Regions from separate parts of the Homo sapiens genome. Here region 2 is linked to region 1. Evidence: read pairs that join two places in POLR2A ChIA-PET (ENCODE). Cell type or tissue: MCF 10A. All regions are shown on one strand. Links, peaks and the distances in the headings refer to the core of each region. The heading gives the core; the rest is flanking DNA.

Region 1 (5,388 bases), core at 285-5,284:
CAACCAATAGGGAAAGGATTCCCTATTTAATAAATGGTGTTGGGAAAACTGGCTAGCCATATGCAGAAACCTGAAACTGGATCCCTTCCTTACATCTTATACAAAAATTAACTCAAGATGGATTAAAGACTTAAGCACAAGGCCTAAAACCATGAAAACCCTAGAAGAGGGGCCGGGTGCGGTGGCTCATGCCTGTAATCCCAGCACTTTGGGAGGCCAAGGCGGGCGGATCACCTGAGGTCGGGAGTTCGAGACCAGCCTGACCAACATGGAGAAACCCCGTCTCTACTAAAAATACAAAAAAATTAGCTGGGCATGGTGGCACATGCCTGTAATCCCAGCTACTCAGGAGGTGGGAGGCTGAGCCAGGAGAATCGCTTGAACCTGGGACGTGGAGGTTGCGGTGAGCCAAGATCGCGCCGCTACACTCCAGCCTGGGCAACAAGAGCGAAACTCGGTCTCAAAAAAAAAAAAAAGAAAATCCTAGAAGAAAACCTGGGCAATACCATTCAGCACATAGGCGTGGGCAAAGACTTCATGGCTAAAACACCAAAAGCAATAGCAACAAAAGCCAAAATTGACAAACAGGATCTAATTTAAGAGCTTCTGCACAGCAAAAGAAACTATCATCAGAGTGAACAGGCAACCTACAGAATGGGAGAAAATTTTTACAATCTATCCATCTGACAAAGGGCTAATATCCAGAATTGACGAAGAACTTAAACAAATTCACAAGAAGAAAACAAACAACCCCATCAAAAAGTGGGCAAAGGATATGAACAGACACTTCTCTAAAGAAGACATTTATGCAGCCAACAAACATATGAAAAATACCTTATCATCACTGGTCATTAGAGAAATGCAAATCAAAACCACAATGAGATACCATCTCACTCCAGTTAGAATGGCAATCATTAGAAAGTCAGGAAACAACAGATGCTAGAGAGGATGTGGAGAAATAGGAATGTTTTTACACTGTTGGTGGGAGTATAAATTAGTTCAACCATTGTGGAAGACAGTGTGGTGATTACTCAAGGATCTAGAAATAGAAATACCATTTGACCCAGTAATCCCATTACTGGGTATATACCCAAAGGATTATAAATTATTCTACTGTAAAGACACATGCACACATATGTTTATTGCGGCACAGTTCACAATAGCAAAGACTTGGAATCAACCCAAATGCCTATCAATGATAGACTGGATAAAGAAAATGTGGTACATATACACCATGGAATACTATGCAGCCATAAAAAAGGATGAGTTCATGTCCTTTGCAGGGCCATGGATGAAGGTGGAAACCATCATTCTCAGCAAACTAACAGGAACAGAAAACCAAACACCGCAGGTTTTCACTCATAAGTGGGAGTTGAACAATGAGAACACATGGACACGGGAGTGGGCATCACACACCAGGGCCTGCTGGGGGATGGGAGGCTAGGGGGTGGATAGCGTTAGGAGAAATGCCTAATGTAGATTACAGGTTGGCCGGGCATGGTGGCTCATGCCTGTAATCCCAGCACTTTGGGAGGCCAAGGCGGGCGAATCATGAGGTCAGGAGTTCAAGACCAGCCTCACCAATATGGTGAAACCCCGTCTTTACTAAAAATACAGAAATTAGCTGGGTATGGTGGTGTGTGCCTGTAATCCCATCTACTCGGGAGGCTGAGGCAGGAGAATCACTTGAACCTGAGAGGTGGAGGTTGCAGTTGAGCAGAGGTTGTGCCACTGCACTCCAGCCTGGGCAACAGAGTGAGACTCCATCTCAAAAAAAAAAAATTTACAGGTTGTTGGGTGCAGCAAACCACCATGGCACACATGTAGCTATGTAACAAACCTGCACATTCTGCACATGTACCCCAGAACTTAAAGTATAATTAAAAAGAAAATCTTAAAAAAAAAAGAAACTCACCTATTTTAAGTGTACAATTCAATGATGGTTAACAAACTTACAGACTGTTCATCACTGCAATCCAGTTTTAGAATATTTATGAATATTTGTATAATCCTAAAGAGAACCATCATGCTCGTTAGCAATCAACCCCTGTTCCCACTGCAGCTCCAAGGCCATCACAAATGTACTCTTTTTTCTCCATAGATTTGTCTTTTCTGAACATTTCTATAAAAGTGATCATACAGTGTGTGGTCTTTTGTGCCTGGTTCCTTTCACTCATAATTATTTTCAGGTTCATCTATGTTTTAGCATTTATAAATAGTTCAGTCCTTTCATTTCTGAATAAGTATTCCATTGTATGGATAGAACACATTGTTTCTCTATTCATCATTGGATGGATATGTGGGTGGTTTCCACTTTGTAGTTATTACGTATAATGCTGCTATGAACATTCATGTATAGATTTTTGTATAGAAATATGTTTTCATTTCACTGGGGTAAATACCTAAGAATGAAATTGCTGGATCATATGGTAAACATATTGCTTTAAAATGTTGATTTTATTTTTATCCAGGTATGGAGAGGCCAACAGATCAGGAGATGACTGCTCTTGAAAAGACAGACTGAGACAGTTCCCAGGACAGGAGAGTGTGTGCTCCACCATGCCAGGCCACATGGGGGAGCGGCAGGGTCAGTCGGGACAGCGGGAGCAAGAGCCTTTATTCTGGTTTCCCCAGGAACAGGTGAGGCCAGGTAAGCAGGTTTAGGATTGGCCAATTTGAACTGAACTCTGGGGCATAGAGAATATTTGTAATTATCTGGCACCCAGCCCTGAGGTGATTAGGGCAGGGGAATAGTGGCAAGATGTGTGAGAGCTCAACTGAGGAGGTAATTAGGAAATAGGCTTAGGATTCGTTGGTTTGCACATGGAAGATGAGTTGTTTGCTATTTCTAGGTGTTGGCTAGCCCTGGGAGTTGCAGTCTACACAGGATCTGTAAGGCCCCTGATGTCAAAACATCAGAATAAAAAGCCATGTTTAGTACACATGTTTAACTTTTTAAGAAACTGGCAAACTTTTATCCAAAGTAGCTACAACATTTTACTTTGTCTCAGCCATGAAGGAAGGTTCCATTTTCTCTACATCTTCACGAACACTAGTTATTGTCTGTCTTTTCAACTAAAGCCATTCTAGTAGGTGTGAAATGGTAGGCAGCTCATTGTGGTTTTAATTTGCAAATTTGCATTTCCCTAATAACTGATGATGTTAAGCACCTTTTCTTTTCTTCTTTTTTTTATTTTTTTATTTTTTTTAGATGAAGTCTCACTCTGTTGCCCAGGCTGGAGTGCATCGGTGCGATCTCAGCTTACTGGGATCTCCTGGGTTCAAGCAATTCTGCCTCAGCCTCCCGAGTAGCTGGGATTACAGACGTGTACCACCATGACTGGCCAAGCATCTTTTCATATGCTTTTTATCCATTCCTATGTCTTCTTTAGTAATGTCTGTTGAAAAATTTGCCCATTTATTTTAACCAGGTTGTTTGTCTTCTTGTTATTGAGTTTTAAGAATTCATTATATGGCCGAGTGTGGTGGCTCACGCCTGTAATCCCAACACTTAAGAGGCGGAGGCGGGCAGATTACTTGAGGTTAGGAGTTCAAGACCAGTCTGGCCAACGTGGTGAAACCCTGTCTCTCCTAAAAGCACAAAAATTAGCCAGGCATTCTGGCGTGGGCCTGTAGTTCCAGCTACTGGCGAGGCTGAGGCAGGAGAGTCACTTGAATCCGGGAGGCAGAGGTTGCAGTGAGCCCAAGATCACACCACTGCACTCCAGCTTGGGTGACAGAGCAAGACTCTGTCTCAAAAAAAAATAAATAAATAAAAAGAGTGCATTATATATTCTGCAATCAGGTATATCATTTATTTTATCATGGCATAACAGCTAGGTTCCAAGAAAGAGCATTGTAAGAGGCAGAAAGTAGAAGCTATCAGTCCTTGCAGGGCCTGGGCTTAATGACCAGAATGTCCCTTCTGCCACATTCTCTTGATCAGGGCCAGTTACAAGGTCAGCCCAGAGGAGAGAGGAGAAGGAAACTCCTCTTCTTGTTATCAGGAGCAGAATGCACATACACGAAGAACATGCATTGATGGTGGCCATCTTTGGAGACTGGCTGCTGCTACCCTTTCAAGTACTTAGAAATTCTAATATTCGTAAGACAGTAAACATGTAAGTATGGTGGATGTTAAGTTGTTTTAAATGGTCCAATATAATTTCTAAACTTATTAAAACTCTCTTACAACTCAACTCAAAATTCCAAATCTAAATCAATTACTCATTCATTCTAAATTGGGACCACAAAGCTGGTCTCTTAGATACTCCAATTTGCCAAATTTTCTTAAACACTACAGGGACTTTAAGTACCAAACATATACAGATCATTCTTTTTAGCAGACAGACTGTAAGGTAAGTGCCCGTGATTCCTTATCTCTTGGTATTCATGCTTTGCCACACTCCCTGCCCTTGAGTGTTGGCAGGACTGGTGATGGGATGTCAGTCCCTTGATCAGGTTGTATTATATGGAAAAGATGATGGGATGTCACTCCTGTGATTATGTTACGTTACGTTACGTTTGTTATGTTATGTTATGTTATGTTATGTTATGTTATGTTATGTTATGTTATGTTATATGAGACTCTGTTTCAGCAGACAGAAGTGAAATGCTCCTTGTGGGCCTGATGGAATAAGCAGGCATGTTGGAGAAGCCTGTGTGGTAAGGAACTGCGGACTCTTCTAGGAACCTGTGGATGCCTCTAGAACCTGATACAGGCCTCCAGCCAACAGCCAGCAAAAAGCCAGGGTCCTCAGCTGCAAAACAGCAAGGAATTGATTTCTGCTAACAACCTGAATGAGCTGGGAAGTGAATTTTCCCTCAGTTGAGCCTCTAGATCAAAATACAACCAGTAACTCGAGCACAGCTTTACAAGGGCCTGAGCAGAAGACCCAGCCTAGACTCCTCATCCACAGAAACTATGCAGTAATACACTTAAGCCACTGGGTTTGTGGTAATTAGTTATACAACAATAAAAAACTGATGTCCTTTTTTTTTTTTTTTTTTTGAGACGGAGTTTCGCCCTGTCACCCAGGCTGGAATGCAGTGGCGTGGTCTCGGCTCGCTGCAAGCTCCGCCTCCCAGGTTCATGCCATTCTCCTGCCTCAGACTCCGGAGTAGCTGGGACTACAGGCGCCCGCCACCACCCGTGGCTAATTTTTGTATTTTTAATAGAGACAGGGTTTCACTGTGTTAACCAGGATGGTCTCAATTTCCTGACCTCGTGATCCGCCCGTCTTGGCCTCCCAAAGTGCTGGGATTACAGGCGTGAGCCACCGCGCCCAGCCTAATAATGTATTTTTAATCTTAACATAAGAATATTAATATTATAGATGTAATATACTTTTTGTTTTTTTTGAGACGGAGTCTAGCTCTGTCCCAGGC
Region 2 (5,388 bases), core at 194-5,193, 92 kb after region 1:
TATATTTAACGTTTTTTGATATAGAAGAAAACTTTTTTTAGAAAGACTGTTAACTCATGTCACTAAATGTATGTATATTTTTTAATGTGAGAAATTATTGGGTTTCTGTTCTTATTACTGCAGGAAGCATATGTGCCTCTTTTCTTACCCAAAGTTACCAATTGCCAGTTCTTGATACAATGTTTCTAAGAAAGAAATACAGAGGTAAAGATTTTGGGCTTCACATGCTGGAGGACTTTGTTGATTCCTTTACAGAAGATGCGCTTGGCTTGCGGTATCCACTGTCTTCTCTCATGTATACAGGTAAATGGACTAAGTTAAAAAATAATAAACTTGTCTTTGTGTCACTTCCGACTTGTTTCTTCAAAATACGGTAAATGTGTATATATCAGTATCACATAAATTTGGAACCTTAGGCTCTCTAGAACTTACTTTGGCAAATGTGCCCTTATGTATTTGTTTTCTCGGGGTTTGGCAGTCTTAAAAAACTATAAATGTAATTCATATACCATACAATTGCCGGGCACAGTGGCTCACACTTGTGATCCCAGCACTTTGGGAGGCTGAGGCAGGCGGATCACCTGAGGTCAGGAGTTCGAGACCAGCCTGGCCAACATGATGAAACTCTATCTTTACTAAAAATAAACAATTAACTGGGCGTGGTGGCACGTGCCTGTGATCCCAGCTACTCGGGAGGCTGAGGCAGGAGAATTGCTTGAATCCGGGAGGCAGAGGTTGCAGTGAGCCAAGATCATGCCACTGCATTCCAGCCTGGGTGACAGAGCAGGACTCCATCTAAAAAAAAAAAATCCCAAACCAAACAAAACAACATATGCCATAATATTTGCCCTGTTAAAAGTGTACAATTCAGTGGTTTTTAGTATATTCATAGTTGTTCAATCATAGCCAGCAGTTCCAGAGCATTCTTATCACTCCAAAAAGAAACCCTGTACCAATTCGCAGTCACCATCCATTTCCCCTTCATCCTGTAGCAACCACTAATCTGTTTTCTGTCTCTGTAGATTTACTCATTCTGGACATTTTTCATATAAATGGAATCATATAGCATGTGGCTTTTTGTGTCTGGCTTCTTTCACTTAGCATGTTTTTAAGGTTCATTCTTGTTGTACGTAAATTAGTACTTCATTTCTTTTTATGACTGAATAATATTCCATTGTATGGCTGTACCACAACTTGTTCTAAAGTGATTGCTGCATTTTACATTCCCATAAGCAATATTATATGAGGGTTACAATTTCTCCACATCTTCATCCTCACCAACATTTGTTATTATCTGTGTATTTTATTACAGCCCTCCACATCCTCACCAACATTTGTTATCTGTATATTTTATTACAGGCATCCTAGTGGATGTGCAGGGGCATCTCATAGTTTTGCTTTGCTTTGATGTTGAACATCTTTTCATGTGCTTAATGGTTATTTGTATATCTTCTTTGGAGAAATCTGTTCAGATCCTTTGACCATTTTGGGGGGGGGTTATTTGTTTATGGTAGCTTTTAAAATTAACAAAATAAATTTCAGACATACAAAAAGAAATAAAGAAGCTGGGAATGGTGGCATATGCCTGTTATCTCAGTTACTCCAAAGGCTGAGGTGGGAGGACTGCTTGAGTCCAGGAGTTTGAGACCAGTCTGGGCAACATAGTGAGACCTCACCTCAATTAAAAAAAAAAAAAAGTTTAAAAAGTAAGGCATTGGCTGGGTATGGTGGCTCACGCCTGTAATTCTAGCACTTTAGGAGCCCGAGGTGGGTGGATCGCTTGAGCTCAGGAATTCGAGACCAGCCTGGACAACATGGTAAAACCCCATCGCTACAAAAATTACAAAAAAAATTAGCTGGGTGTGGTGGCTTGTGCCTGTAGTCCCGGTTACTTGAGGGGCTGAAGTGGGAGAATTGCTTGAGCCCAGGAGGTCAAAGCTGCAGTGAGCCGAGATTGCACTACTGCACTTCAGCCTGGGTGACAAATTGAGAGCTTACCTCAAAAAAATAAAAAGAAATAAAAATAAGATATCAAATACTCATGTACTATGTCAGCATGTACCATCCATGAGAAATGGCTTGTTGCCAATATGGTCGAAGCCTTCTATGTACTTCTACCCAATTAGACTCACTCCCCTTCCCTGGGATGAGTACTGTACCTAACTTGGCTTTATTTTTCTCATACATTTCTTAGACTTGTAATACATACGTGTGTATTCTCAAACAATGTGTCAGGTTGCTTTATATATTTAAAAACTATAAATACATACTGTATGAATTCTACAGTTTGCTTTCTTTACTCATCTTTATATTTGTGAGATTCATCCATATGGATTCGTATAGTTCCATTTATCGTCAATGCCGTATTCCATTTTATGGACATATCACTTGGTGATTTAAAACCATTAGTGGGTTTGTTTTTGCATTTGTGTAAAGGTATACAACTACTCAATGAAGTAAGATTTAATTCTGGATAGTAATTAACCTAGAAACTCTTATAAAGTATAATTTACTGTTGATTTCAGTCTAACAGTTGACATTTATTTCCACTGAAAATATATTTTTATTCCAAATCTTCTGCACCTTCTTTAATACCAAAAGCAATCCAGAAAACAGGAACCAAGTACAGAATTAGATGCCCATCTTGAATCATATTTTCTCTCTAAATCCATACATGAGAGTGGGATGGGCATTGTGTGTCCTTGGATAGTCCTAAAATGCATTACCCCCTAATTACTGCTTTACTGAATTTGAGGAGAGATGCAAAGACATCCACTGCAGGCAGAATCCCTTAGCACTTACTCTCTTCTGTGATTCTAATGATAAATAAATTGAATACCAAATGATTTACAGATGATTATCAGCTAATTTCTATCTTCCTATAAAGCCTTAGCACTTTGGAAGGCCGAGGAGGGCAGATCACTTGAGGCCAAGAATGCAAGACTAGCCTGGCCAACATGGTGAAATTCCATCTCCATTAAAAATGTGAAAATTAGCTGGGCATGGTGGCACATGTCTGTAATCCCAGCTACTCAGAAGGCTGAGTCACCAGATTTTGCTTGAGCCTGGGAGGCAGAATTTGTGGTGAGCCAAAATTGTGCCACTGCACTTCAACCTGGGTGACAGAGCGAGACTCTGTCTGAAGGAAAAAAAAAAAAAAAAAAAAAATCCAGGCCTAGTGGTGTGCGCCTGTAGTCCCAGTTACTCGAGAGACTGAGGCAGGAGGATCACTTGAGTACAGGAGTTCAAGGCTGTAGTGAGCCACTGCACTCCAGACTCAGGGAAAGAGCCAGATCCTGTTTCAAAAAAAAAAAAAAAAAAAAGGGCAAATATCTATTAAGTTATAATTTACATACAATAACATGTACTTTTTTTTTTTTTTTTTTTTTTTGAGACGGAGTCTCACTGTGTCACCCAGGCTCTGGAGTGCAGTGGCACAAACTCGGCTCACTGCAAGCTCTGCCTCCCGGGTTCACACCATTCTCCTGCCTCAGCCTCCCGAGTAGCTGGGACTACAGGTGCCCGCCACCACGCCTGGCTAATTTTTTTGTATTTTTAGTAGAGACAGGGTTTCACTGTGTTAGCCAGGATGGTCTCGATCTCCCGACCTCGTGATCCACCCGCCTCGGACTCCCAAAGTGGTAGGATTACAGGCGTGAGCCACCGCGCCCAGCCTACATGTACCGTACATGTACCGTACACAAAAGTGTACATTTTTGCTGACTTCTGACAAACATATGGACCCTTGCTACTGTAGACGCAACCTAGATAGATAATAACTTTGTTTCCAAAAGTTCCCTTTGTGCACCAGTCCCCCGGCTTCCTTCCCTTCCAAACTCTCACTCCAGGCAAGCACTGATGTGCTTTCTGTCAGTACCACTTAGATTTTTCTAGAGTTTCATGAAAAATGGAAATATATGGTATCTCTACTTCTATGTCTGGCATCTTATTTTTGAGGCTCATTGATGTTGCATGTCTCAGTACTTCATTCCTTTTTAAATTTTTTATTATTTTGCTGAGTATTCCTCCCTTTGATTATACCACAATTTATTTGCCTGTTGATAGACATTTGGGTTTTTTCCTTTCTTGGCTATTATGAATAAAGCTGCATGAAAATGTCTTTGTATGATGGACGTTTGTTTTCATTTCTTTGTAGCGAATACCTAAGAGTGTCATTACTGGGTTTTATGATTGTGTTTAACTTTGAGAAGTTGCAAAACTATTTGCTAAGTAGTTATGTCATTTCGCATTCCCGTTAGTATAAATATGTGGAAGTTCTGGTTGCTCTGTGTACTCACCAACACTTGGTTTTTGTCAATCTCTTTAATTTTAATCATTCCTAGTAGTAAGTGGAAAGCACTCATTATGTGGTTTCAATTTATGTTTTCCTGAAGACTAAAGATTTTTGAGTATCTCTTCATGTAATTACTGGATAATCATCTACCCTAAAAAAGGGTAGAACAAGTAAAGTGTTTGTTCACATCTTTTGCTTATGTTGTATTGAATTGCTTGCCTTCTTATTGAGTTATGAGTTATGTTTTTTTTTTGAGACGTAGTCTCGCTCTGTCACCCAGGCTGGAGTGCAGTGGCACAATCTCGGCTCACTGCAAGCTCTGCCTCCCATGTTCACGCCATTCTCCTGTCTCAGCCTCCCAAGCTGTTTGGACTACAGGCGCCTGCCACCACACCTGGCTAATTTTTTGTATTTTTTTAGTAGAGATGGGGTTTCACTGTGTTAGCCAGGATGGTCTCGATCTCCTGACCTCGTGATCCGCCCACCTCGGCCTCCCAAAGTGCTGAGATTACAGGCGTGAGCCACCACACCTGGCCGAGTTATGAGTTCTTTATGTATCCTGGATATGAGTTGTTATATGTGTGTATTGTTAATTCTTTCTCATGGCCTTTTCATTTTCTTTAGTCCATGTGCATTTTTTGCAAGTAAGTTTTGAAATTATTTAGTTTACATCTCCCATCCTACTGTTTATTCTTTATTTGTCCCATTTGTTCTTTCTCCTTTTTTCTTTCCTTTTGGAAGTATTTATCAGTGTTCTATTTTATCTCAACAGTTGGTTTATTAGCCATGTCTTTTTGTTTTGTTTTGTGGCCTGTTGTGTTGGTTTTCTCCAGCTTCTTCCTTCCTTTTAGTTTTGGAAACTAAACCCAGAACATATGAGAAATATTTTCAAATATACAGGGAAAAAAATGATAGACTAGTGTCCTAATTTCTGTACCAAGTCTAGATTGAACAAATGTGAAGATTTTGCCATATTTGTTTTAGTTTAAGGGAGAACTAAATACAATATTTATTGATTGTAATAAAAGATACAATTGATGTTCTCTTTGAACCCTTCCCTAATACCACTCTGCTTTCTCCTTTCCTCCCCAGAG

Evidence for each region. Peaks named below come from ENCODE experiments on the same cell type or tissue, not always from the same donor. Only the 100,000 strongest peaks of a DNase experiment are listed, where the experiment ranks them.
Region 2: POLR2A ChIA-PET joins it to region 1 with 5 read pairs; 2 of 35 experiments call an interaction of 5 or more read pairs at or near these places.

The regions. Positions count from the first base shown.
Region 1 is chr5:74,900,791-74,906,178 of GRCh38, reverse strand. No RefSeq gene overlaps it. Among named protein-coding and RNA genes, the nearest start is that of FAM169A, 37 kb to the right of the region's middle. RefSeq lists an enhancer at 5,084-5,388. In MCF 10A, for the core only: a CTCF peak has its summit at 2,573 (motif pointing right); a DNase peak (open chromatin) is centred at 2,638.
Region 2 is chr5:74,808,755-74,814,142 of GRCh38, reverse strand. It overlaps FAM169A (family with sequence similarity 169 member A), which reads left to right. Exons shown (of 13, transcript NM_001376049.1): 6 at 124-303. Among named protein-coding and RNA genes, the nearest start is that of NSA2, 44 kb to the right of the region's middle. In MCF 10A, for the core only: no CTCF peak of the experiment used is centred there; a DNase peak (open chromatin) is centred at 3,052.